Linked DNA regions of Homo sapiens: region 1 is linked to region 2. The links are chromatin contacts, found by Hi-C or POLR2A ChIA-PET in ENCODE. All regions are on one chromosome and are shown on one strand. Each heading gives the region's core, a stretch centred on a gene start or an enhancer-like site at or near the end of the contact. The rest is flanking DNA. Distances are from core to core; before and after follow the strand shown.

Region 1 (2,766 bases), core at 267-2,766, 340 kb after region 2:
GCAGGGCATTACTCTTTTAGATACAAAGATTGGGTGTAGAAACTCCACATCTGTCAGCCACGTAACACAGCCCATCAGATAATCATGTTAAGGCTAACAGCCAGTTCGAAACATTCTGTAGAACTATATCTGTTCAAGGGCTACCAGGTCCTACCTATCTGTCTCACCTCCTGCTTTCTCTTGCTGGGCGTTTGTGTGCTGTTTGGAGATTCTAAATATTTTACACTGATGTTTCTTTATCTTTAACACATTGCTTCTCTCTTTGTGCTTCAGGGAAGATGGTGAAAAAAGTCTGTCCTTGCAACCAGCTCTGTAGTAATTATCTTTTCTGTTATTTTTGGTCCTTGATTGCAAAGCCTGTTAACCATGAGTTCTTTCAACTCTGCAGTCTCATAGCTCCCTGATTCCTAACTTCCATCTATCTCTGTATCCTATTCTAATAAATATTTAACATGCTTAATTGAGAAATCATCTCCTAGTCGGTGCCCTCAGTGATAACCCCATGTGAGCCTAGCTTGTGACAGACATGGATTGGTAATGGCCATGGGTATATATAGGGAGGTCAGGGATGCCTAGTTCCTATGGGAGAGCGATCCTTTGGTCAGCAAATATGTGCCGGGCAGTGTTATTACCCCAACTGGAAACTCAGCAGTGACGAAAGCATACAAAAGTCCATGCCCTCCCACGTTCACACTGAAGTGGGAGATGTGTGCTAGATTGACGAGGAGAAAAACACCACTTTCTAGAGTTTGTCTTCTTAGACTGTGGCTTCTCATACTTTAATGAGAAGGCCACTTACAGTGTTGTAGGTAGGGTCAACAGGGAAATTCTGTACTTGGGATGTTGGGCTGTAAGTTATGGTTCATAATAGGTTATTGTTAGTAGGATCTGGTGATGTGGGAATAGGGGAAATGTATTATAATGGCAGGAGGAAATTTAAAAATGAATCTTGGGGGTAAGTCTATACTACTTATTAGGGCTTTTCAGAAGAACTAAAAAAGGTTAAGAAGTTAGCATATTCTCTCAAAGGCCTTTCTACATCTTTTATAGTCAAGTCTCCTTTTCTTAGGAGTTAATTTCTGGTCAGAAAATGATAGGTTTGTTTCATTCTTTAATGGGAGGCCTGTATACAGAAGCCAGAACGTGAAGGTTTAGCTGTATGGTTGACTCTTCCTCATGGTTTCTCTTTCCTCATAGAGAATCCTGTATTAGGTAATGTAGGGTAAAATGAAAAGTGAAATTTCGTTCTAAAGGGGCCTCGCAGCATCAGGGGCGACAGACTAGAGAGGTGTGTCTCCCAGCATGAGCTCTGTGGATAAGCAATGGTCACGCCTCCTGAGCTTCTTGTATTTAGCTTTTGACAGCTCTGCTCCCCTGTGATTATTTCTGTTTTTTGTTTTGATTGTCTCTCACATCAAGCTCACCAAGCAATAATTGTTCAAACAGGATGACAATCCCCATGCATGTGATATGCTTGCTTTCTAGATTGAGTCACTCACTGTCATGACTGCCCATCCTCATTGCCTGTGCTTCCCACTTCACCACTCTCTCACATTGGCTGTTCATGGAAGGCTGTTTTCTGTGCTCTCATGCTTCTCCCCTCGCGTTTCCTGTACTGTAGGGAGCTTACTCTTCCCTTCACACTGTATGTGCAATAGCAATCCCCTTGTGGCTCCAGCAGACACCAAGAAATGAGCTGACACTCACACTGCAGTAGTTCCGTGTCTTGCCATAGCGGTAAGAAGCATGTGACCTTCCTCACTGCAGCTTCACCTCAGAATTAGCTGTTACTGCAGCACAGACCTGCTTGTGTGTGCCATTCCCCAGGTGGTAGGATATAAGCTTGACTTGAGACCAGCGATGGTCAGTAACAGGCTTTGAAGTGGCAGGATTGCGTTAGGTGTGCTGCTGTGATCTGGTGCTGCTTTGACCTTGAAAGCAGGATAACGCATGCACTTACTTACCCCCGCATTACTTGGGTACCTTAAGGACTAGTGGTTCACAACTTACTTTAGGAGCTTTTATTTATTCTGTAACACGTGAGATCTGGTAAGACAGTGGGGGGTAAGGAAAACAGACAAGACCATGACTCTTCTTTCCCTCTTCCCCAAAACGTGCCTCTTGGAATAATCTTCAGTGTGCCCTCCAGCAGAGCCGAAATCAGGCAGGCATAGACTCCCTCCTCTCTCATCAAACCGCAGAAATAGAGTTCCTTCATCATAACCGCAAAGCTTCCTCCTCCCCTTTGCACCCTGCCTCAGCTGCATTTTCTTGTCGCTTCTACATGGGAGTGCTTGCTGTTCTGGGAAGAGTGGGGAGAAGCGGTGGGAATCCTTGAGCCAATTGAAACTGAGGTCATCTTCAGGAAAACCATGTCTTCCTGAAGTTGAAAGATTCAGGCACACCATACAGTCCTTTCCTCATGAATAATCTTGTTCTTTACTCATGGGAAATTGGGAGAGGTTAACCCCTCCCAAGTTTATGTTTGCAAATTCATGTTTATGGGTCCAGGTGAAAAACTTTTCTGAACACAGCATGCTACTTCTCTTATTACCTCTCTCTATTTAAAGAATGGCTAGGCTGAGCATGGTGGCTCACACCTGTAATCCCAGCACTTTGGGAGGCTGACATGGCAGGATTGCCTGAGCCCAGCAGTTCATGACTAAGCAACATATGGAGATTCTGTCTATATAAAAAAGTAAAAAATTAACTGGGTGTGGAAGTGCATACGTCTAGTCCCAAGCTACTTGGGAGGCTGAGGCAGGA
Region 2 (2,700 bases), core at 183-2,682:
CTGCATGGACTTGGGAGGCCACACACGGCGTTCAGGGCCTTTGGAAATCCAGTTCAAGCAAGGCTGGCTTGTCTAGGGCCAGCTGGCATGGTTGGTTAGGGCCAGGGATCCCAGGGCCAACACTTCACAAAGGCCCATGGTCGCCGTCAGCCCCAAGGCTGCAACCTGTGGTCTTAGCCCATTTGGTGAAGGTTTGTCCTCGGTCTCCAAGAGCACTCATTAGGCAAGAGAGTCTCACCCCCTGCACCCAAATTCAAAGTGTCTCTGCCCAGGTTCAACTGTGCCCCCTGGCCTCCCTGCCCCATGGCTGTGCCACCCCTCCTGTCTCTTCCCCATCCTCCAGTTTGTGCAGTAGCAGCAAGCTTTGCCCTTTCTCCTCCTTCCTGGTCTAGCTCAGAGGGAGACAGACCCCCTTCCCCCCAAATGTATCGTTAACAGTGGACAAAACCTTAAACCCAAACCTCTAGTGGCATGTGTTGAGCACTGACCAAATAGTGGGGGAAGGGGTGGCAGGGGGTGGCAGGGGTGAGTACACGGGCAGCACGGAGGTCTTCCCAACCTCTATGGAAGGTATTGCCATTTGTAAGTTTTAACAGAGCTGGTTGGCTTTTGTTGTTACATTAATCTGAGAGCCATTGCTTCACAGAGGACGTGAGGCTCGCAGTGTGCTTAGGGGGTGCGCCTCATCCTTTCCTCGCTAAATGCGGGGCCGACTCGGGCCTGCCTTTCACTGCGGGTGCTGGGCGGGATCAGGGTGTCCCCGCCTGCTCCAGAGTGTCCACACGGTGGCGCGCGCGGTCCAGAGACGTGACTTGGGCGCCGCGGCTGCCGGGGGGCGTTTCCACCCCGAGGAACCCACGCGCAGGACGGGATTAATGGGAAACCTGGACCCCTCCGAGGCCCAGGACGGGAGCCTCGCCCGCAAGTCTGGATGGGCCGAACTAAAACCCACCAAACGCGTGCGTCAAGCCAGAGTTCGAGAATCAACCGAAGCTGAAATGGAGCCAGCGTGGGGTGGGGGGACCCAGAAGGGAGGGGCCTCCAGCACAACCTGCAGCCGAGGGGACGGCGGGCAGAAGGGCCGGCAGTGAGGCCCTGGCGAAGGTGCCTGGAAAGGGGTCCTCTCATTGCAGCATCTTTAAAAGCAGGGACCGGGCTTTTCTAATCCTCGTGGGCCAGTTTAGGTGCAGCCCTGCTCTGCGGCAGAGGGATGGATGGAATGACCTGAGGGCCCTCCCTTCTAGCGGGAGGAGAGGATCAGATAAAGTCCTAAATCCTGCAGGGGGTCATCCTTTTCGCCCACAGCCCAGGGACTGGGAGCAACTCCACAGGGGTCAGGGTGACAGAGGAGTGGGGAGCGCAGCAGGGTGGCCCCCGCTCCCGCTCAGAGGAGCTGGCCCTTTAAGGCCAGGCCCAGGCGGGTCGGGAACAGAGACCCGGGAATGTGGGCTGGACTGGGGAGCAGAGCCACCCAGCATGAGTCATTCCCGTTTCGCCGGACTCTTCGCCGCTGGCTCTCGCTTGCCGCCCTCCCCTGGCCCTGGCCCTGGCCTCTGCGCCCTCCCTGCAGAGCTGGTCCGGGTGGGCTGGCGGCCTCCACCCGCCACAAGCGCACAGGGCTCTGCCCACTCCCCGCCCCTTTTCTGCTGATCCTCGAGGAGCAGGGGACCGGTGGGCTAGGACTGCTGGTTGCTGGGCCCAGCTCTGCCTCTGGGCTTGGAACTTTGGTGCTGAGTTTCCACATCTATAAAACTGGAGGAAAATCCCATCTCTGGAGGGCAGAGGCCATGGACAGCAGAACGACACTTTGCTCCTTCACAGAAGGAAGGACAGAATCCAAGCGGTTCCCATTTTCCCAGGCTGAGATCCCTCTCTCAATGAGGCTGGCTCTCGGTATCTTCCTCAGGTCTCATTCTGCCCCGCCCCACTTGCCCCTCCCCTGCCACTCAAGGGCGGCAGGACACTGACCCAAGACTCATAGCTTTGGGCTCCCAGAGTCCCTGTTCAAGGCGCGGTTGCCTGTGGGAAAGGCTGCCCATCAAAATCTGGCCAACCAATGACACCTGGACAGACGGGGAGTTTGGGGCGGCATGAAGCTGGAGCGCGGCCAGTGCAGGGAAGGTGGGAGTAGATCCAGAGTTTGATCTGGACGCCCTTGGGCATCTGGGCAACAAGAGGACGTGGGTTTGATGATTGGCATGGGATGAGGCAGGGGGGTGGGGGACACCAGAGACCCAGCGGTTTGCCCCATTCCTGGGCCTGCCTGGCAGACGTGGGTTTGGTGATTGGCATGGGATGAGGCAGGGGGGTGGGGGACACCACAGACCCAGCGGTTTGCCCCATTCCTGGGCCTGCCCGGCACAGTCATTACCCTCCCTCTTCCGCGCCCTCCTCTCTCGTTCCAGCTCAGACTTCCCTGTCACCTAGGCCTCTTGCCAAGTCCCAGCTCCTAAGGCTGGTGCGATTCCATCCCTTGAAGTCAAGGATTGCTTCATTGTTCTGCCAGACAGCCCTTTATCCCTTAATCCTTGTTGGCCTATATTTTTGTTTATTTACAGGACTTAGGTTGGATAGGAAAGGAATGCCTTTTTTAACAGAAAAGTAAACATGTTTTTCATTGTTTATCGACTTTATGGTCAGTGGGGACCATAAGCTCCAACAGATCATTCTGCTCTTTCTTGGAAACAAGATTACAGGGCT

Evidence for each region. A loop is a pair of places that touch in the nucleus more often than their neighbours do. ChIA-PET counts read pairs that join two places held with the same protein, here RNA polymerase II (POLR2A). Pooled maps may share reads with other maps.
Region 1: a loop to region 2 is called in a pooled map of gastrocnemius medialis, with 3 times the contacts of the local background. The contact joins two enhancer-like sites. A Hi-C loop is called at or near these places in 4 of 168 maps with a recorded cell type or tissue (IMR-90, MCF 10A, esophagus squamous epithelium and 1 more) and 9 of 50 pooled maps. POLR2A ChIA-PET finds 5 or more read pairs at or near these places in 4 of 52 experiments (H1, MCF 10A, WTC11 and 1 more).

The regions. Positions count from the first base shown.
Region 1 is chr12:904,180-906,945 of GRCh38, forward strand. The region is part of intron 26 of WNK1 (WNK lysine deficient protein kinase 1); the gene reads left to right. Among named protein-coding and RNA genes, the nearest start is that of RAD52, 44 kb to the right of the region's middle. RefSeq lists an enhancer at 1,485-1,584. Within about 2 kb of position 1,517, at least 3 of the 41 ENCODE cell types and tissues checked have a DNase peak (open chromatin) inside an H3K27ac peak, as active enhancers do.
Region 2 is chr12:569,144-571,843 of GRCh38, forward strand. All of the region lies in intron 1 of NINJ2 (ninjurin 2), which reads right to left. Among named protein-coding and RNA genes, the nearest start is that of NINJ2-AS1, 60 kb to the right of the region's middle. Within about 2 kb of position 1,433, at least 31 of the 41 ENCODE cell types and tissues checked have a DNase peak (open chromatin) inside an H3K27ac peak, as active enhancers do.